Regions from separate parts of the Homo sapiens genome. Here region 1 is linked to region 2. The links are chromatin loops, found by intact Hi-C in ENCODE. Cell type or tissue: Caco-2. All regions are shown on one strand. Each heading gives the region's core, and the rest is flanking DNA. Links, peaks and the distances in the headings are about the cores only.

Region 1 (10,798 bases), core at 1,287-9,286, 71 kb after region 2:
TCATGTGAGCCCAGGAGGTGGAGGCTACATTGAGCTATGATCACACCACTGCACTCCAGCCTTGGTGACAGAGGGAGACCCTGCCTCAAAAAAACACAAAAAAATCCCAAAAGAGTACATAAAATGGCCAAGTATTTATTACTAAAAAAGAGCTTTAAACTAATCAGGATTTTTATTCTGCTTTTCCTTATATTTCTTTGTTTCCTTTCTTCCAAAGCATATGGCAGAATAACAATATTTTTATTCTTCAAAAGAGCATTACTGAGGCTGGGCACAGTGGCTCACGCCTGTAATCCCAGCACTTTGGGAGGCTGAGGTGGGAGGATTACTTGTGGTCAGCAGTTCTAGACCAGCCTGGCCAACATGGTGAAACCTTGTCTCTACTAAAAATACAAAAAGTAGCCAGTTGTGGTGGCGGGCACCTGTAATCCCAGCTACTCAGGAGGCTGAGGCAGGAAAATTGTTTGAACCTGGGCTGCACAGAGGTTGCAGAGAGTTGAGATTGCATCACTGCACTCCAGCCCCGGTGACAGGGTGAGACCCTGTCTCAAAATACACACACACACACACACACACACACATTACTGAGATTTGAACACCTGGACTGAGTCCTGGCTTGTCTCTTTCTAGCTGTGTTAGCTTAGATGAGTCACTGAACCCCTCCAAGCCTCTATTTCATCTAGTAAATCAGGGGGAAAATGCCTGCTTCACCCATCTTTGCAATATGCAGTGAAGGTTAAACAAATTAATATTGTGTGTTAAGAACCTTTATAAACTATGAAACTCATACAGATGCCAGGCATTGATATTGCTATGAATTCCTCATGTCACTGGGACATGAAGTGATTCTGCAAAAGCATGTTTGTCCTGTAATTGAAGCTTATCTCTTCAGGGGCCCATTTTGGAAGGAAATTATAATAAAAACTGGTACACCTTTCCCTGTTAGCTTTAACAGACAATAGTGGATGTAATAGATACCCCTGCATCATCACAATACCCATAGAATTTTAGGATGCTAGGACAGAAAGGGGCTGAATACTGAAGGTGCCCAACCTCCTCGTTTGACGGATGAGAATGCTGGGCCCCTGAGAGGCCTGTGCCTTGCTGAAGCTCCCATGGCTGGTGTGGACGGAGCCTGGGCCAGAGGCTCCTGCCCCGCCTCTCCTGCCTGGCTTCTGCTTTGTCCTTCTCCCTCCTGTGACCACTCCCCTTCCTGGACTTTTCACTTTTTCCACCCACCCCTTCTAATCTCTCTTTATCGGGAAACTCTGACCTGCAGGATTCAGCGTACAGTAAATTCTTTAAGAAAGAAGGCGGCCAGGCGTGGTGGCTCACGCCTGTAATCCCAGCACTTTGGGAGGCCGAGGCTGGTGGATCACGAGGTCAGGAGTGGAGACCATCCTGGCTAATGCAGTGAAACCCTGTCTCTACTAAAAATACAAAAAATTAGTTGGGCGTGGTGGTGGGCGCCTGTAGTCCCAGCTACTGGGGAGGCTGAGGCAGGAGAATGGCGTGAACCTGGGAGGCAGAAGTTGCAGTGAGCCAAGATCGCGCCACTGCACTCCAGCCTGGGCAACAGAGCAAGACTATGTCTCAAAAAAAAAAAAAAGAAAGAAAGAAAGAAAGAAGGCTGGGTGCAGTGGCTCACACCCATAATCCCAGAAATTTGGAAGGCCAAAGCGGGAGGATCGTTTGAGCCCAAGAGTTACAGGCTGCAGTGAGTCATGATTGTGCCACTGCACTCCAGCCTGGGTGACAGAGCAAGACCCTGTCTCTAAAAATTAATAATAAAAATAAATAAAATTTAGTTTTTTTAAAAAAAAAAGAAAGAAGGGGTGAGATTTCAATGCAGCACTCCTGACATGGATTAGGGGATCTGGAGGCCTCTGTAGTCATCCAGTTTGGGGTCTGTGTTCTCAAAGTTTGGCTCACAGGGAAGGAAAACATCAGTGCCCTTTAAAATGCCACCTTGATAAGAAATATTTATGTATTTTTTACATCCCATCCCAGACTCCTAATGCCCAAAATGCCCTTCACCTTAGTACAGCCAAATCTCAAATATCCTTTCACAAACTGTTTACAGACCCTCAGGGAGAAAAACACAACTATTAACCTACCCCACCGCACTGGGGGAGTTTAATAACTAGAGTCCATCCTGAGGCTCCATGCTTTTAATAACTCAGTACTGTATAAAATACACCACAGCATGTGAACCAGGTGATACTATCACTAATCATGAAAGGCTTATCAAAATTTAGCAGTCTTGAATTTTATATTTTTCATACTAACTGACAACCTCTAACATCCAGAAACGCCCTTCCTGAGGATTGTGACCCAGAGGGGAATTCCACTGTAAGATTACTGTCTGTCCTGCACCTCCCTCATCCCATCCATAAGCAAGTCAATTTGTCTTTGCCTCCCAAATGCATCCCCCATCAATCCATTCCTCCCCATGCAACAGCCTGAGTCCAAGTCATCACTGAATCTCACCACCTGGGCTCCAAACACATTCTCCTCACTGATTGCCTCGCTTCCATCCTTGCCTCCTACAGTCTGTTCTCCATGCAACTACCAGAGGGATTTAAAAGCTTCATTCGTTCCTGTTATCCCGTTTGATACTCTCTGGGGACTTTCCACTGTTACCTGAGCATAACCCTAACTCTTTTGAGGGGCCACAGGCCCTGCATGATAAGTCCCTACCTTCCTCTGGAACTTCACCTCCTTCTGCTCTCCTCCATGGGCACTCAGGCCCCACTGGTTGTCTTTCTCTCCGCAGTATGCTAGAATTTTTCCCATCTTAAGACCTTGGTACTTGCAGTTCCTTCTAACTGGGACTCCCTTTCCCCATCTCTCCACATTCTTCTCTGTCATTCAAGTCTGTTTGAATGGTGTCTTCTCCGAACAGCCTTCTTTATCCACCCCAGCTGAACTTGCCTTCCCCTTTCCCCGGTCTTTCCCTAGCCTTGCTTCTATTTCACTTTCTTTACTGCACTTATCTAAAATTTTTACTATCTGAAATTTTGCTTCCTGGCGGGGCGGGGTGGCTCACACCTGTGATCATAACACTTTGGGAGGCTGAGGCGGGCAGCTCACTTGAGGTCAGGAGTTTGAGACCGGCCTGGCCAACATGGTGAAACCCCATCTCTACTAAAAATACACAAATTAGCTGGGCTTGGTGGCGCGTGCCTGTAATCCCAGCTACTCGGGAGGCTGAGGCAGGAGAATCGCTTGAACCCAGAAGGCAGAGGATGTTGTGAGCCAAGATCACATCACTGCACTCCAGCAACAGAGCGAGACTCCATCTCAAAAATAATAATAATAATAATAAAATAAAATGAAATTTTGCTTCCTACATTTTTTGCTCATTTGTTTGCCCGCCATGACAGCATCTGTTCTCCACTATGCCAAGAACTATGCTTGTCACACAAGAGATGACATAAAGTCAACGCCAGTTTATTGACTGTTGGCCTGCCTATCTGAACACAGATACAAAAATGAGGATAGCAACTGTCCTTGCCCACTGCTGCGGGAGACAGACAGGTAAAGAGATGTGTTGCAGTTTACAACAGTGGTTGTTTTTAGGAAGCTATGGTGAGGCATTGTCCTCCCTCCCACTATTACCACACGGGTGCATCATGGAGGCCCCCACTGGAGGCGTGGACAAGAGGAGAGGCTTCAGCTTATGCTCCAGCCTCTGCTCTGCAGGCCCAGCCCCCCCCGACACATTGATCTTAGGTCACTTAGTTCCTCTTTCTGAGCCCCTGCCTGCTCTTTGCAAATGGATTAGGCTACTTACGGGACCCCTAGTAGGCTTACTGTGGGTAACGGTATGAGGCAGGTGCTTGGCACCCAGGAAGCACTCGCAGATGCCACCTGTGATTTTCACAGCGCCAGCTCCCTTTTGGTCACCAGGCCCGAGAGATGCTGCAGGGACCTGCAGAGATGACAAGAGTCCCAGTGACTCCTGTTCTTTCACTCTTGGTCCATGAACTTTCTGTTGTTTTTCTTTTTGAGATGAAGTCTTGCTCTGTCACCCAGGCTGGAGTGCAGTGGCATGATCTCGGCTCACTGTAACCTCTGCCTCCCGAGTTCAAGCGATTCTCCTGCCTCAGCCTCCCAAGTATCTGGGATTACAGGCACGTGCCACCAAGCCTGGTTAATGTTTATATTTTTAGTAGAGATGGGGTTTCACCATGGCCAGGCTGGTCTCCATCTCCTGACCTCAGGTGTTCTGCCTGCCTCAGCCTCCCAAAGTGCTGGGATTACAGGCGTGAGCCACCGTGCCCAGCCATGGTCCATGAACTTTCATCCTTCATTTTCAGCCGTTCCTTTCTCACTTCTTAACATTGTCATCAAAAATCAGTAATTAGAGAGAGTAGGGCTCTACAGGGTAGTGTGTCCGGGATCCCAGGCAGCTGTGTTTCATGCAACCCACCCTGACCACCTTGCGGATGTTCCTGTGACCTAACGGGTTTGGACAAAGACATTTGCCACCAGGGGGCATTTTTCAGGCAGCATAGCTCCGCCTGGTGGTCACAGGTTTGTTACAAGGATCTGTGCCACCAAAAAAGAAAAACTACACTGCATAAAGATGCTCATAATATCTAATCCCATGTAATTTTACACCTAGGAATGTATCCTAAATGAAAAAAGCAAAATGATATATGGGTGAACATGTTTGTTGCATTTGTCTATAATGGCAAATCTTGGAAACAAACTAATTGTGCAATAATGAGAGAATATAAATTGTGTTACACGAACATGAGAATATAAAGTAGCCATAAAATGTTAGGTAGGAAGACATGGGAAATTCCTAACAGGATATTAAGAATTCACACCACTGAAATGCTATGAAGGGATTACACAATTTAAATTTTCATTTTCTTTGTGTAGTGACATTAAGGGTAATTTTTTAAATTAAATTTTGTCCTTGACAGTTATTTTGTCTTTTCAATTACTCCCAATCTCTTGAAGAAACAACTTAATCTTTTATCTAACTGTGGTATTGTCTATCATCAGTATGTAATGATAGTGACTATTATAGTGACCTAAATATGTATAATGTGCATGTAAATATGTAAATAATATATACTATATGTGTGTATATATAATGGTAACATGTATATATATTATATATACACACAAAGTATTGGTTCATCATTTATTTTATAGCTATTATAAAGCATTTGCTATGACCTAAAAGGCCACATAATATTCTTATTTAAGATTTTATTACGAGCTGTAGAGCCAGATAGTTCTCTTTTGTTTCAGTCTAGTTCCGTAACCACCTATTTTGGCTGCCTCTTTGGAAAACCAATGTAAAGTTACAATTATGCAGAAGACACTTGGGACAGTCGTTGAGAGCAAATTGATCTTACTCGCTGAGTGTTCTCCTACTCAATTTATGAACTGTGGTTGAAATTAAGCTTGTCTTATAAATGGTTCCAACAGCAATTTTACTCTGCTGTTGTTTCAAGGATCACACTACATCTTACTGGTTTACACTAAGAAGTTGGTAGATTGATATCTTTATATATTATATATGTCGGAGGATGTTCAGAATGCAGTTTTAATAATATTTTAGGTATTTTTATATCAGATGTGTGTGTATTATTCATTGTCAATAATCATCAGTTATTTAAAACTGTACAACAGATTATAATCCTACTTTTGCTTTTCAAATCTATGCTTATAAATTAGAAATGATATATTCTCTTGGCCAATCATAATCTGATTATTTGAATATTTATTTTCTCAGCTCCCTAGATTGTAGGGGTTTATGATAGTGGTGTCTGCCTTTCACTCTAAAGGATTAAATGTTTTTACGTGAGTAGAAATAAATAATGAAAGTGAAACTCCAGGTGTTGTCTAATGCTATTAAATTAGCTTACATTAATCTCTGTCTGAAAAGTGCCCAAATAGATAGACTTCTGAAGGTTTACTAGAGGCAACAGGATATTTATTTCTTTAGGGACTCCATTATTGGAGCCATTTCCCCTGGTGCCAGCTGCTCTTATTATCCAATATTTTCTACAGGCCTAGGGCTTACAACAGAGAGCCATTGGAAGAATGTAAGCATCACCTCTCATTTTATAATAGCAATTGGGAATTTGGGGATTGGAGCTATATGTGCAAAAAGTGATTACTTTGCCACTTTATAGACAGCAAAACTGAGGTGTACCCAGTTTGTGATTTATTTAAGACAACAGTGCAGTTCAGGGACAGCCCTAGAATGAAACCCAATCATTTCTGAGCCTCTAGTAGAGTGCCTGGTCCATGAATCGTCCTATCACTGACATGGATAAAACTAAGTGAAATTGAACTTTTACCAGAACTTTTGAAAACCCAGACTTCTCTTTAATTATGACAATAATTTTAAAAATCTTTTTACTTCTAAGTCATGCAAACAATAAACAGGGATTTAATGAAATATATATCATGACAGGAATTCAACATACAGTGAATCCCTGTACCTTGGCACCCAACCTCCCAAAGGAGAAAGAGTAGAAATATAGATACACTTTTTATCACAAATGTAATTTTACAATTACACTGTTTTGCTTGTTGCCTTTTCTTGGTTTAACAATATATTACGGAGGTCATTCCATGATACTACAAAAAGATTTGCCTTATTTTTTTTACTGGTTATCTATATCCCATTGGCACAGGATTCAACCTACTCATCATAATTTGAGTAGCCCCCTACTAGTTCCCTAAGGCAAATTATGCTATAGTGGTTGTCCTTGACTCAGATTTTTGTGCACTTGTGAAATTATTGTATTAAAAGATATGTGTCATTTAATTTTTTCATCAATGTGAATAAGTTGTTTTTATTCATTTATATGTGTTCTGTCTGTTTTATTCCACCTACACAAGCCAACTTATTGCCTTGATCTTCTGGAGTTAAAGCTACTGATCTTGGCACGTGATAAATAATTTTTTCCCATGCAAAACAGTACTTTCTAAAAACAAAATAAATGATTAGCATTTTTCTTATTATTTTCATTTGAGTTTTATGTGCTCAATGTATCTCTAGCTAAGAAGTGGTAAGAATGATTCCTAGGTTCCATGTACAGCCATGCACCACATAACAACATTGCAGTCAACAACAGACCTCATGTACAAAGGTGGTCCCACAAGATTATAATGCAGCTGAAAAATTTCTATCACCCGGTGACGTCAGAGCCTCATAGCACAATGCATTACTCACATCTTTGTGGTGATGCTGGTATAAACAAACCTAATGTGCTGCCAATCGTATAAAAGTCTAGCACATATAATTATGTTTAGTACATAATACTTGATAATATAAATGACTTTGTTACTGGTTTATGTATTTACTATGCTATATTTTTATAATTATTTTAGAGGGTGCTCCTTCTATTTATTATAAAACAAAATTTACTGCAAAACATCCTCAGGCAGGTCCTTCAGGAGGTACTGCCGAAGAAGGCATTGTTTTCCTAGGAGATGACAGCTCCATGGATGTTACTGCCCCTGAAGACCTTCCAGTGGGACAAGATGTGGAGTTGGAAGATGGAGATATTGATGGTCCTGAGCCTGTGTAGGCTTACGCTAATATATGCATTTGTGTCTTAGTTTTTAACAAAAAAGCTTAAAAAGTAAAAAAGTAAATAAAAATTTTAAAAATAGAAAAAAGCTTTTAGAATAATGATATAAAGAAAAACCATGTTTGAACAGCTTTACAGTGTATGTGCATTTTAGGCTAAGTGTTATTACAAAAGAGTCAAAAAGTTTGAAAAAATCAAAAAGTTTGTCAAGTAAAACGGTTATGGTAAGCTGAAGTTAACTTATCTTGAGCACAGAAAAATTTTTTTAAATAAATTTAGTGTAGCCTAAGTGTATGGTGTTTCTAAAGTCTATAGTAGTGTACAGTCATGTCGTAGGCCCTCACATTCACTCATCATTCACTGACTTACCCAGAGGAGCCTCCAGTCCTGCAGGCTTCATTCATGGTAAGTACCCCGTGCAGGTGTACCGTTTTTTATCTTTTATACCGTATTTTAACTGTACCTTGTTAATGTGTAGATATGATTAGATTCACAAATACTTAGCATTGTGTTATAACTTCCTACAGTATTCAGTACAGTAACATGCTCTACAGGTTTGTAGCCTAGGAACAGTAGGCTACACCATATGGCCTCGGTGGGTAGTAGGCTATGCCTACACTCCATGATGTTTGCACAATGATGAAATTTCCTAATAAAGCATTTGTCAGAACGTATCCCCATCATTAAGCAATGCATGACTGGATATCCATATATGTATATATGTATGTGTGTTTGTATATACAACAGTGTTGTGGTAGGGTTTTCATTGTTTTATTTTGCCAGCATTTATCTTCACCATTGTTATCTAGAGTTTTAAAATCAGAATATGAACTTTCCTTCTATAAAAACATCTAAATTTATCCTCTGAGATATATTCCATGTTATGTTAGTTTTTTAAAAATGTTCTTCCTCTCTTTTGGTAAAAATTTTATTGAGATATAATTCACATACCATACAACCCACCCATTTAAGTATACAATGTGGTGGTTTTCAGTATATTCCGAGTTGTGGAAAACTGTCACCACAATCCGTTTTAGAACATTTTCATCACCCCTGAAAGAAACCCAGATTCTTTATCTCCCACCCATAATGCTGCCATTCCTGTCATTTCAATTTTGAAAGATATCTTTTCCCTCCAAGGCAGCTGGATTAGTTATATTTCACCTGGAGTCCATCGAGTGACAGTTTCCTTATACTCTTCCTGTATTATCAGAACATTTCATCTTTATCAGCCTTGCAGGTGAAAAATGATTGCCTGCTTCCATCTGCAAGGGCACTGACCGTCTTTTCATGTTCTTGGCCGTTTGTGTCGCCTCTCAGTGAGCTTCTTGGTAAACCTAAATACAAGCAAACACATCGATGTCACTGCTTTAGTTATCCCATCCACAGGTACATGATACGTGAGGCAAAAGCCACTATGAAGCTACTGCACATTGAATTTTAGAGGAAAGAGCACTTTGCAGACAGGCCCCGTGCACTGGGAAGTCCACATGGAGCTTGTTCCCTGGGCTGCCCTAGTGAGCAGCAGGAGCCTGTGTTTTTGTCTGTAGGGTGACTTTGTGCTTTCTCTCAATGTAGATAAAATTCTTGCTTCTCTACTTGAATTAATTTGACTTTGTGTCAATCTGTCAATCACCGTTTTTTAATTGACATTCTATGGTCTTTGTTCTATTCTCTCAACACCCAGTCATCTCAGGATAAACCTATCTTTATATATCTACCTCTTACCTCTTCTGTGATTCCTAAGAGCTTTGTTCGCTAGCTCAACTCCCTGGTGGAATCCTGATTACTTTTTCTTAGTTGGAGGGTCTTTAGGGAGAGCTGGAGCTCAAGTAAGCTGGGGTCACAGAACTCCTGGGAACAGGCATGTCCTCACCCCTGCCACCACACCTGAGCCACATTGCCTATCAGTCATTGTTCATTAAGTTCCTTGTGTGGGGACTGTAGCCTCCAGTGATCAGAGGAAGGGGAGGACCCTGGGGGTCCCCTGCCACAACCTCAGTACAAGGTACCACAAAGTCTCTGACCAAGTCTGCCTTTCATACTAATAATTATTAGCAGACAAGCAAAATGTCAGCTTCCTACCTGTGCTCTGAAGCTTGGTGCATTCCATCTCTTTGTTCCTTAGAAATACCTCACCTAAAAGATCTACTTGCAGCAGATGTGACAATTATATATATATATAATTGGTCCATTTTGGGTATCAAATTGGACCATTTTTAACACCTTGTCTTCTATACCACAAAATTATTTTCAGCATCACCATGTAATAATCAGTAATACACATTATTTTCCTGACTCACTACATAAATAATTTAAAAAGAAGAAATTTCCATTTTCACGATAATATTTAAATTTATTAATTGAGAAGAATTCAGTGCTACTTCTGTAATATTCCTGCCAAACAGGCATAAGCTCAATGGGATAAGAAGAAAACATCAGATGCACTAAATTCAGAAACATTCTACAAGATTCCTGGCCAGTTATCTTTAAAATAGTGTCCAGGTTCTAAAAGTCAAGGAAAGACTGAGGAACTGTCCCAGCCTGAAGGAGACTAAGGAGACAGGAGCCTCCTTTGGTGCAACTTGTGATTCAGGGCTGGATTCCTTTTCTAGAAAGGACGTCATCGGAGTAACTCGTGAAACTGAAGTAGGTCTGAGCACTGGGCAGCACTATTGTAGCAATGTTTCTTTCCTGATTTTCATGACAGTGCGGTGGTTAAGTTGGGGAAAGCCCTTATTTGTAGGGAATGTACATGGGGAGATATGAGGTTCATGTTCAGCAGGTCAGCATCTTACTCTCAAATGGTTCCAATTATACAATAATGTCCTTGTACTGTACTTCTATGTTTTCTCTGTGTGATTTAAAAAATAAAAAGCCCTCAAGAGTTCAAAAACCTGAAAGGTAAGTCACTGTAGCAATTGTTCAGAACTTAGAGCAACAAAAGCCTTTTTTGAGGAGGAGTCTTTTTCCATCAATATTGTTTAGAATTATTGGTGCACGGCGCTAATCAAAAGCCAGGGTCTTTTAAAGTCAGTTTGTTTTTCGCTTGTAAATTCTCTACCTACAGCGCATCTCCTTACTGCCTACACATGGAATGGAACAGCTCCAACCACTCTGCCCTCGGTGGGCCCTGATTGCATTGGGAGATCAGAGTCCTCCATTAAATGATGGGATGTGGGACACTGGCCCAATGGAAGCCCTCGGGTAGGATAGGAAGACCACTG
Region 2 (10,798 bases), core at 1,413-9,412:
TTGTCATATAGTGTGGCTTAGGAGGCTTGTAGCACCTCCTGTCAAAAATATTTACTCCTATTATGTAACTGCATGTCTGCAATTCCTTACATCAAATACTTCTAGGGTGCTAATAAGCCAGTAACAAGGGAGCAAAACAAGGTTTTCATCCTTGTTCAGCCCACTGTGAGCCAGGATCATGGGGGCAACCTCACTGTTGCTTTTAAGATCACACAGTCACTGTGTAGGACCCACATCCAGTTAGGATACTTGAGGCCAGTGACATTGAAACATGGTCTTCATCCCTGCAATCCCTGGCCATCAAATAAAAGACAGTCTTTCTCTTTGCCTGTGGGTACCTCATCCCTCTTATGAACTTCCTTAGAGGCAGAGTCCAAGACAGGGTTCTTGAAGCACATGAATTATTGGGGAGTTGTGCTCTAGGAAAACCTATAAGGGAGTAAGGGAAGCAGGATAGGGAAATGGCAGGGCTGTTTGGACCATATCAAAATGACTGTAGGTTTCACTAGGTTGACAGCCCAACCAACAACTTACAACTGACCCTCCAATCCTTGACCTTCTTAACTCCAGATCCCTTTACAGCTCCACTTGATCAGCCACTCCCAAAGTTGTGGGCTAGATTCTGTCTTAACCCAGACCTGCCCTACAACAGATCCTCTAAGCTGTCATGCCTCACTCTCTACCACTCTTTTTTCTTTGCCCAGCTCTCATCCCTTCCTCCTGCAGTCCCTCTTCAATGCTTCAATGTGTACAGACCTACTTCCAGTTTCTTGGCGCCTCTATTTTCTTCTACTGTGCCAAGACCCTTCTTATCTCATTCCCCCCATAACCAGTACCACTTGGCTACTCCAGGGGGAGTCTCCAGACCAGCAGCATTGGCGATGTCTGGGAACGTTTTGGAAATGCATGGTCTCAGGCCCCATCCTAGGCCCAGTCAGTCAGAATCTGCATTCTAGCAAGAGCCCCAGGTGATTTGTGTCCACACTAAATCTGAGAAGCACTGCTGTGAATTACTTTACTGGTAGTTTTCCTAATTTTTTGTCCTTCTGCTGGACCCACAAAGCAGACCTCCAGTCATAGGTGGACCCTGCAGTGTGGGTACCCACAATTGCCAGCCATTCCCAACCTGTGCCTCCTACTGCAGTTGATCTCTCAGAGCTCTTTATCAACCCTTTTGTCATTTCCTTCCAGTTTCTCTCCACAAGTATTCCAAATGCTTACCTTTTCCTGTACACCCTGACTCAAACCAGTAATCCTCTTTATAAATTAAACCAGGTTTGTTTAATATATATTAGAGTAAAATCATTATATTCTTTCACATTTCAATCTTTGAACATAATTGTTGTATTTTGTTAATGTGAATTGACATGTATGTTTTTCCAAAAAACAGAGAATCATAAAATAATCAGAAATTAGAAAGAGAATTGTAAACAAATAGAGCAAAAACCATCTGTTTTATGTTGGTATTGTAAATACACATATCTGTTATATTACTTGCTATACTTCTCTGTGTGTTTGATATGACTTATAATTTCAAAATAAAATTTAAAAGGTCATGCTGAAGCAAAGAAAAAGGGCCAGGCATGGTGGCTCATGCCTATAATCCCAGCACTTTGGGCGGCTGAGGCGGGTGGACCACCTGAGGTCAGGAGTTCGAGACCAGCCTGGCCAACATGGCGAAATCTCGTCTCTAGTAAAAATGCAAAATTTAGCCAGGCGTGGTGGCAGATGTCTGTAATCCCAGCTACTTGGGAGGCTGAGGCAGGGAGAATTGCTTGAACCCAGGAGGTGGAGGTTGCAGTAAGCAGAGATCACACCACTGTACTCCAGCCTGGGCAACAGAGTGAGACTCTGTCTCAAAATTAAAAAAAAAAAAAGAAAGAAAAAGAAAAAAAAAAAGAGCGAAAAATTAAGAGTTTCCCCTGATAATCTGTGTCCACTGCCCAGCCCAGATGTCTCTCATTCTACTATTTACCTGGTCTGAAAAACTAAAAGCAAAAAATCTAAATTGGAAATAAACTTGGACCTGAAGTACTGCTGCAGAAGGAATAAAAGGAAAAGCTCCTAGAGGAATGGATTCTCAAACCAGACCTCAAAGGTTTCCCACACATAAAGTGCTGAAAAGAGAAGCACACAATTTTTTTAAAAAATCACAAAACACACACACAACCCACACATAAACAGCCCAACATTAGGGTCAGTAGAGACAACAACAGAACCACATGCAGAAGACTTCTGAAATTAGAATTATCATAAATTGTGCTCAAAATAAGGATCTATAATAATGGGTTTTTACAAAGAGAAGTATTACAGGAAAGGGGTCTAGATCCCCAAGAACCCAAGAGAGGGTTCTTGGATCTTGCACAAGAAAGAATTCAGGGCGAGTCCGTACAGTGAAGTGAAAGCAAGTTTATTAATAAAGTAGAGGAATAAAAGAATGGCTGCTCCACAGACAGAGCAGCCCCGAGGGCTGCTGGGTGCCCATTTTTATGGTTATTTCTTGATGATATGCTAAACAAGTGGTGGATTATTCATGCTTCCCCTTTATAGATCATATAGAGTAACTTCCTGACGTTGTCACAGCATTTGTAAACTGTCATGGCTCTGGTGAGAGTGTAGCAGCAAGGACGACCAAAGGACACTCTCGTCTCTATCTTGGTTTTGGTGGGTCTTGACCAGGTTCTTTACTGCAACCTGTTTTATCAGCAAGGTCTTTATTACCTGTATCTTGTGCCGACCTCCTGTCTCATCCTGTGACTTAGAATGCCTTAACCATCTGGGAATGCAGCCCAGTAGGTCTCAGCCTCATTTTCCCATCTCCTATTCAAGATGCAGTTGCCCTCGTTCAAACAACTCTGACAGAAGGAATCCAATACACGGTTCAAAGATTATCAAAAATTATCAAAGAATCAGAAATTCAAGAACTTGGAAATAGAACTGAAATCAAAACTTAATGGAGCTCAGTTACAGAATAGATAATTCATGAACTGAAAATTTGAAGAAATTACCCAAAGTGTAACCCAGAAAGACCAAGAAAGGAAAAATATCAAAGATGTTAAGAAACTCCAAGGATAGAATGAAGTGGGCCAACGTATGAAAGTTCCAGAAAAAAAGAACAGAGAGAATTGGAAGAGGCATTATTAAAAACAATAGTGACTAAGAATTTTTCAGAATTAATAAGTAAAACCCAAAGGAGAACAAATGGCAAGTAAATGAAAATTAAAGCCATAAACAAATCAACAGGAAATTCATAAGTAGCATGAATACTCGGAGTTAAAAAGGAATAATGAAGCAAGGTGAATAAAGAGACATTCATACCTAACCACCGTGTGGTGAAATTGCAGAACATGAAAGACAAAAAGAAGGCTTGTATATTAATCATAGAAAAGGAGTATCTACAAAAGGAGAAGCAGATAGGCTGAGAATGAATGCTGTGAATGAATGCCTTACCAACAACAATGGAAGGGAGAGGATGGTGGGGAAAAGAATCTGCCAGTCTGTAACAGGACTTTCAGTGAAACCAGCTTTCAAAAATCAAGAGATTTTTTAGACAAAGATTTAAAGATTTACCCACCCACACACTCTCCTTAAAGGAACTTGAAAATGAGGAAAATAATCTCAGAAAGGTCTGAGATAGAAGGAATGTTGCATCTGGAAGTGGATATATATCTCCATGTTTAGTTACACATGTATCTATATAAGTGGTCAGCGGTGTACAGCATGCGTGAAGAGCTCCAGTGACATGGTGGGGGGCAACAAAGAAGAAATAAAGATGAGACTTTGCCCTCGCAGCATTTATGAATCAGTTGAGATCTTAAGAGCATCTCTAAGCAGCACAGAAATTGTGAATTGATAAAGACCTGAAGTTCTGGAAAAGATGAGATGGTGTATATGCTTACCATGATATTTGCTCAACAAATTGAAAACACCTAATATCTAATCAAAGAAGAAGACAGTAATCTGTTCTGGAAATCTGTCACATCTGGCCTTTGTTCCCTTCATGGACTGAATAGAGGGTCATCAGATGGCCCTATGTCAACAATAACCAGGGTTAATAACCAAAGTGTCATTAGCTATTCATTCCTATACGTTTAGCAAACCCTCTCCCCAGGAAATACGCTTAGGAGTTCAAGGATACACATGGTAATTTGGCAGAGTGTATATAGGTATACATTTTTCCCCTAATCATTAGAACCTGTGAAAGTTATACTTGTTAAGAATGTCAAATCTTTGCACTATGCTATTCCTCAAAGAGAGAAAGCACTTCCCATCCCCTGCTCATTCTTTCCTCCTCAGATTGTTCATCTTTTGCATATTGATTTGTGATAAATTACGTATTAGAGAGCCTAGCGTTGTGTCTATTGTATGTGTTGCAAATATTTTCTTTTCTTCTTCTTTTTTTGAGCTGGAGTCTTGCTCTGTCACCCAGGCTGGAGTGCAGTGGCACAGTCTCAGCTCACTGCAAACGCCACCTCTCAGGGTCAAACAATTCTCCTGCCTCATCCTCCTGAATACCTGGGACTACGGGCACACACCGCCGTGACTGGCTAATTTTTACATTTTTAGTAGAGACGGTCTCACCGTGTCGGCCAGGCTGGTCTCAAACTCCTGGCCTCAGGTGTTCCACCAGCCTCGGGTGACGCACCCACCTAGGCCTCCCAAAGTGCTGGGATTACAGGTGTGAGCCACCATGCCCGGCCACAAATATTTTCTTTATAGATTTTTTACTTTGATTATGCTGTCTTTTAACATATATAAGATTTTACTTTTATATAGTGAAATCTATGACTGTTCCCTTTATGTCTTATGGGTTTGATTCATACTTAGGTCCTCCCAAAGATTATGATACTCTTAGATATTTGCCTCTGATACAGCAAAAGTTTTCGTTTTTCTGTTTACATTTTGGCTCCATATGAAATGTATTTTGGTGCATGACTTGAGATAGAGGGGTTTTTTCCCCATATAAGTAGGCTGCTGTCTCAACACCACTGATTGAATACTCCAGCATCCCCCATGGATTTGAAATGCCACCCTTATTATAGCATTAAGTTCCAAAATATGAACGGTTCTGTTTCTGGCTCTTTTTTTGTTCCGTGGATCAGCTTGTTTATATCTGTGCCAGAACCCCATAGTTTTATCCACTATGGTTTATAACAAAATTATCTATGTCAAGTATTTGCTCCTCGCCATTGTTATTTTTGAAACATTTTCATAAATATTCTCTTACATTTTCTCCTCCAGTTGAAGTGTGAAAACAACCTGTCAAATTTGAAAGAAAAGCTCATTGGGATTTAAATTTTAATTGCACCGGATTTGTATATTAATTTGGAGACAATTGGCAGCTTTGGAATATAGGGTCATTGAATCAGGAACAAGAAATGGTATTACCTCATTTACTCAATACTTGAGTTGTGTGTGTGTGTACAGACACTTATATACATAATATATATGGATGTATATATACATATTCATACTTTTTTCATATTAGTTCTGTGCATTTCTGGATATGAAGTCTGTGTACAGACTTGTTACTCCATTCAACTCTCTGTCTACAACTATCTATATAGGAGAGTCATCTGTGATCCTTGAGTGCCCTTTGATGACGTCACTGTGCTTAGTCCCCAGACCCCACCACTCTAGGCTCTACAAATTTGACCAGCAGTTAACACAAGAACTCTACCAAATAGCATGCTCTGTCCTGGAGAGTGCCTGCTTGAACCAAGCAGAGCCTCTCTCTTAGGGACTTGGTTTTTCAGATGTAGAGTGTCAGCAGATGGTAGTAGAGCCAGAAGCTGAGAAAGAGAAAGCAGTAAGCGAAAGCCAAGAGGCAGTAAAATTCATGGTAAGCATAAAACACGAGAGATAAAAGACTACAGAGATAATAGTGGGCAGCAGCCACAGAAAAACAAACAGAAGATACAGGAAGAAGCTGAATCATGCCGATGGCGGAGTTGCAGGGGTGGGAAGCAAGGAACACCTGTTGCTGGAGGAGGATGACCTCAGCAGGGCCCCTGCTTGAATCATTCATATTATTAAGTTGCCAGAGCTATTTTGTCTCCTTATAATATTCCAGTTCTCCATGAGGTTGGTCTGCAGTACTGTTTTTTCACTTCCCTGTATTTCCTTCCAATACATACTTAAGATCTTTTTATTTATGTATGTATGTATTTTTTCAGATGGAGTCTCGCTCTGTCACGATCTCACCTCACTGCAACCTCCGCCTCCCAGGTTCAAGCAATTCTCCTGCTTCAGCCTCCAGAGTAGCTGGGATTACAGGCACATGCCACCACGCCCAGCTAATTTTTGTATTTTTAGTAGAGATGAGGTTTCACCATGTTGCCCAGGATGGTCTCAATCTCCTGACCTCGTGATCTGCCTGCCTCGGCCTCCCAAGGTGCTGGGATTACAGGCGTGAGCCACCGCGCCCAGCCCCAGTACTTAAGACTGAACTTCAGGAGGGAAGGAGGGGAGTTAGATGCATGTCCTCAGCCCATCTCACTTGCTTCTCACTTGTCTTAAGGGATAAATAGCCCTATCCTCCAATTCAAATTAAGTATAGTATCTTCCCTTTGCCCCTGGGCCCTGTGCACACAGACTTGTGCCTTGATAAGAACTGGCCACTACTTTTGGGTCCCTGTTCCATTACCACTCCTCTTGTGTGTTTCTTCAGCAGCTCTTACCCTCCTGATTCCTTCCTGCTCCAATCTTGTGTCCCTTCCCTCTCCAGGCCCCTGTCCACCCTGTATCTGCACTATTCTTTGTATTTTGGCACCACGATCACCTAAACTAGGAAACTGGGAATACTCTGTGATGGCAAATTTTGCACATTTTGATTAGGCCATGGGTGCCCAGACATTTGGTCAAACATTATTCTGGTTGTGTCTATGAGGGTGTATCCAGTTGAGATGAACATAGGATTTGGTGGACTGAGTAAAGCTGATTGCCCTCCCAAATGTGAGTGGCCCTCGTCCAATTAGTCGAAGGCCCTAAGAGAACAAAAAGGCTGAGGAAGAGAGAACTGGTTCTACCTGACTGCCTGTGAAGTGGGACATTGATTTTGTTTTTCCTGCCTACTGGCTCATATTGAAACGTCGGTTCTTGCTGAGTCTTCAGTATACCAGTTTCAGCCTGGAGCTAGACCATCAGTGCTCTTGGGTCTTCAGCTTGCTGACTTCAGATCTTGGAACTTCTCAGCCTCTACAATTATGTAAGCCAATTCCTTATTCTTTCGATCCATCTATCTCCCTACCTATCTATCTGGTTTCTCCTGCCTTCCTTACTCTTCCTCATATTTTTCCCATCTTTGTATACCTATATATATATTTATCCTTCCAGGACATTCCATCTAAACTCTTCCTCATATTTTTCCCATCTTTGTATACCTATATATATATTTATCCTTCCAGGACACTCCATCTATACTCTTATTTACTACATCCATCTACTACAGTGGTTTCAAGTCTTGGTTGCTTCAGAGAAAGAACTGCCTAAAACACCGATCTGACCATGTCCCTCCCCTATTAAAAATCTTCCAGCAACCAGCCTGGCCTGCATGGTAAAACTCCATCTCTACAAAAAAAAAAAAAAAAGTACAAAAATTAGCCGAGTGTGGTGGTGTGTGCCTGTAGTCCCAGCTACTCGGGAGGCTGAGGTGGGAGGATCACCTGAGCCTGGAGAGGTCGAGGCTGCAGTGATCTGTGATTGCGCCACCGCACTCCAGTGTGAGTAATAGAGTGAGACCCTGTCTCGAAAAAACAAAAACAAAAAGTTAGCAGGGCATGGTGGCGGGTGCCTGTAATCCCAGCTACTCGAGAGGCTGAGGCAGGAAAATGGCTTGATGCAGCTTGCCAGCCTCACAGGGTCAATAAGATAAAGGGCAAGCTCCTTGACTTGAGATTCAAGACCAGTATTTGTCCCCCGTCTCCTCCCTAACCTCATCCCTCTCCACAGATACAATTTTAACATTGTTCTTAGAGCCACAGGTGGATTTGTGGCTTATTTTCCTCAAACCGAGGTCACCTAACTGGTAAATTCAGTCTCGTACTCACACCTCTTCACTTCAGCGTTCCTGAACTACCTCTAGAGCTTAAACACAAAGTATAAACAGAATGAAGAGGCATAAAGGGTAAAGATGTGCTTTATCCCTTACCCTAGAGAGCTTGGCCTCATGATAAAATAAATGAGACAGAAGTGTTGTTTAGTTGCCAGAAAGAAGATAGGCTCTAAGTAGTAGTCTGAGCTAACTTAATAAGCTAAGCTAAAGAAGAGGAAACCTGGGTTTCCTTCTGCTGTGCCTGAAAGTCATTATCCTGGGATCCTCACATCACTGTAAAAGAGAGGACACTGGAGACGTGCAGCGATGACAAGTTCTTTTTATTTAATTTTAGGCATAGTTAGTAAGCCTCAAGAAGCCTTTCTTATTGTTTGCCTTTCCTGTATTGATTGTAGAGCTAAAGTATGCCTAATCTTTCTTTAAATACTGACCAGTAAATCTGCTGCTTTCCTATGCCCTGGAAAAGAAAATAATCCAGCAATTCAATGAAAGAGTAGAATCACCTGTTCTTCTTGACACTGAGGAGTAACTTAATGTCCTTGGAGAATTTGCGACTAATGAATTTCAAATTTGAATAATCAGCACTTATAATCATGTTAAATAGCTATGGCTGGAGCATTTTGATTTGCTTCTTAATTAAATCATTTACCAGAAACTAAACAGCATTCTTCAACTTTCAATCATATTGACAACCTGTTTTTGACTTCTTTACTATCCAAATATGATGGCTTTTAGAAAGTTCATAAGCATCACAATTTTTAAATAAAAAGATGAAGTCCAGTACAGTTTCTCATTTATTGTAACGGAAATCCAAATTACATAGCACAGCCCACTCAATAAAAGTCAGCTTCTGAAGTTCTATATTTTAATTCAGTGTAAATGACGTAAGAACCCTTTCCAAAAAGACTTGGCATGTTTGGTAGTGAGAGAGCAGAGTCGCCCACTGCACGTTTGCCATGGCAGTGGGGAATGTCTTGCTACCAGCGAGATGCAACACTTGCGAAGCTCTGATGTGTGTGTGAGATATTCCAAGCAGGCATAAAATTATAAAGAATTATATTATGACGACCATGGGCTAATTAACTACTTTTTTTTTTTTTTTGAGACTGAGTCTTGCTCTGTCGCCCAGGTTGGAGTGCAGTGGCGTGATCTCGGCTCACTGCAACCTCCGCCTCCCGGGTTTAAGCGACTCTCCTGCCTCAGCCTCTAGAGTAGCTGGGGTTACAGGCGCCTGCCACCATGCCTGACTAATTTTTGTATTTTTAGTAGAGACGGGGTTTCACCATGTTGGCCAGGCTGGTCTCAAACTCCTGACCTCACATGATCCGCCCGCCTCAGCCTCCCACAGTGCTGGGATTACAGGCGTGAGTCACTGCGCCTGGCCTTAACTATGTTTAATAAGCCTTAACATCTTGCCATATTTGCTTTAGATATTTTATTTTTAAAATAACATATTTCAGATAGAGGCATAGCCTGCTGTGCACCTCTCCATGATCCTGTGACCGTCCCTTACAAGAAGAAACCTACCCTGTCTTAGTTATCTATTGTTGCATAACAAATTACCCCCAGCTGAGCAGCTGAGAACAACAAACACTTACTACCCCACTGAGGGTCGGGTATCTGGGAGAGACTTAGCCAGTAGAAGCTGGCGATTCTGGCTCAGGATTGCTCACAAGGTCAGGCTGTTGTCAGAAGCTGCAGTCACATCAAAGCTGGACTGGGGCTGGAGAATTCTCCTCCAAGTTCACTTACCTGTTGGCAGACCTCAGATCCTTGCTGGCTGTGAACTGGAGGCTTCAATTCCTCACCACAGGGGCTTTCCCTAGGGCTTCCCTCACCCCCACTGTACCCCCAGCAACAGATCAGAGGGAGAATGAGAATGAGATGCTTAGGATGGAAGCTACAAGTCTTTTAATCTAACTTGGAAGTGACATACCATCACCTCTGCTATATACTACTGGTGACACAGACCAAACCTCATATGGTGTGGGACAGGACCACAACAGGTGTAATATCAGAAGATGGGAATCACTGGGGCCATCTTCAAGGCCACCTGCTGCATTCCCAAGAATGTTTTTGTATTTTTACCAGATAAATATTGGATAACATAAAAAAGTATAGGTGTTTGCCTATTTTTACTCTATATAAATATCATGCTGTAAGCATCATCCTACATACAAACTTATATCTTTGAAATGTTTCTAGGTTGATACATTTAGATCTGATTCATCTGTTTTCTCTGCTGTATGTTTCACTGTATCAATATGCCATAATTTAGGGATCCAGTGTTTAATTGAAAGACATTTAGGCCGGGCACAGTGGCTCACGCCTGTAATCCCAGCACTTTGGGAGGCCAAAGCGGGTGATCACTTGAGGTCAGGAGTTTGAGACCAGCCTGGCCAACATGGTGAAACCCTGTGTCTACTAAAAATACAAAAAATTAGCCAGGCGTGGTGGTGGGCGCCTGTAATCCCAGCTACTCTAGAGGCTGAGGCAGGAGAATTGCTTGAACACCAGAGGCAGGGGTTGCAGTGAGCTGAGGTCGTGCCATGGCACTCCAGCCTGGGCAACAGAGCGAGACTGCATCTCAAAAATAATAAGTAAAAGATATTTAGATTGTTTGGGTTTTCACTATTAAAAATGAGCTGAACATTTTTAAACATGTCAAGTTGTGCACCTGTGCAAAAGTTTCTCTCTAAAGTATATATTTAGACGTGGAATTACTGATTCAAAGTGTGCATATAG

The links. Hi-C counts contacts between places; a loop is a spot of excess contacts. Peaks named below come from ENCODE experiments on the same cell type or tissue, not always from the same donor. Only the 100,000 strongest peaks of a DNase experiment are listed, where the experiment ranks them.
Region 1: a loop joins it to region 2, with 6 times the contacts of the local background. A loop is called at or near these places in 2 of 110 quality-filtered maps.

What each region holds. Positions count from the first base shown.
Region 1 is chr13:29,468,032-29,478,829 of GRCh38, forward strand. The region is part of intron 9 of MTUS2 (microtubule associated scaffold protein 2); the gene reads left to right. It overlaps MTUS2-AS1 (MTUS2 antisense RNA 1), which reads right to left. Exons shown (of 3, transcript NR_046378.1): 3 at 8,484-8,908. Among named protein-coding and RNA genes, the nearest start is that of MTUS2-AS1, 14 kb to the right of the region's middle. In Caco-2, for the core only: a CTCF peak has its summit at 4,518; a DNase peak (open chromatin) is centred at 4,500.
Region 2 is chr13:29,396,604-29,407,401 of GRCh38, forward strand. All of the region lies in intron 8 of MTUS2 (microtubule associated scaffold protein 2), which reads left to right. Among named protein-coding and RNA genes, the nearest start is that of MTUS2-AS1, 86 kb to the right of the region's middle. In Caco-2, for the core only: no CTCF peak of the experiment used is centred there; a DNase peak (open chromatin) is centred at 5,948.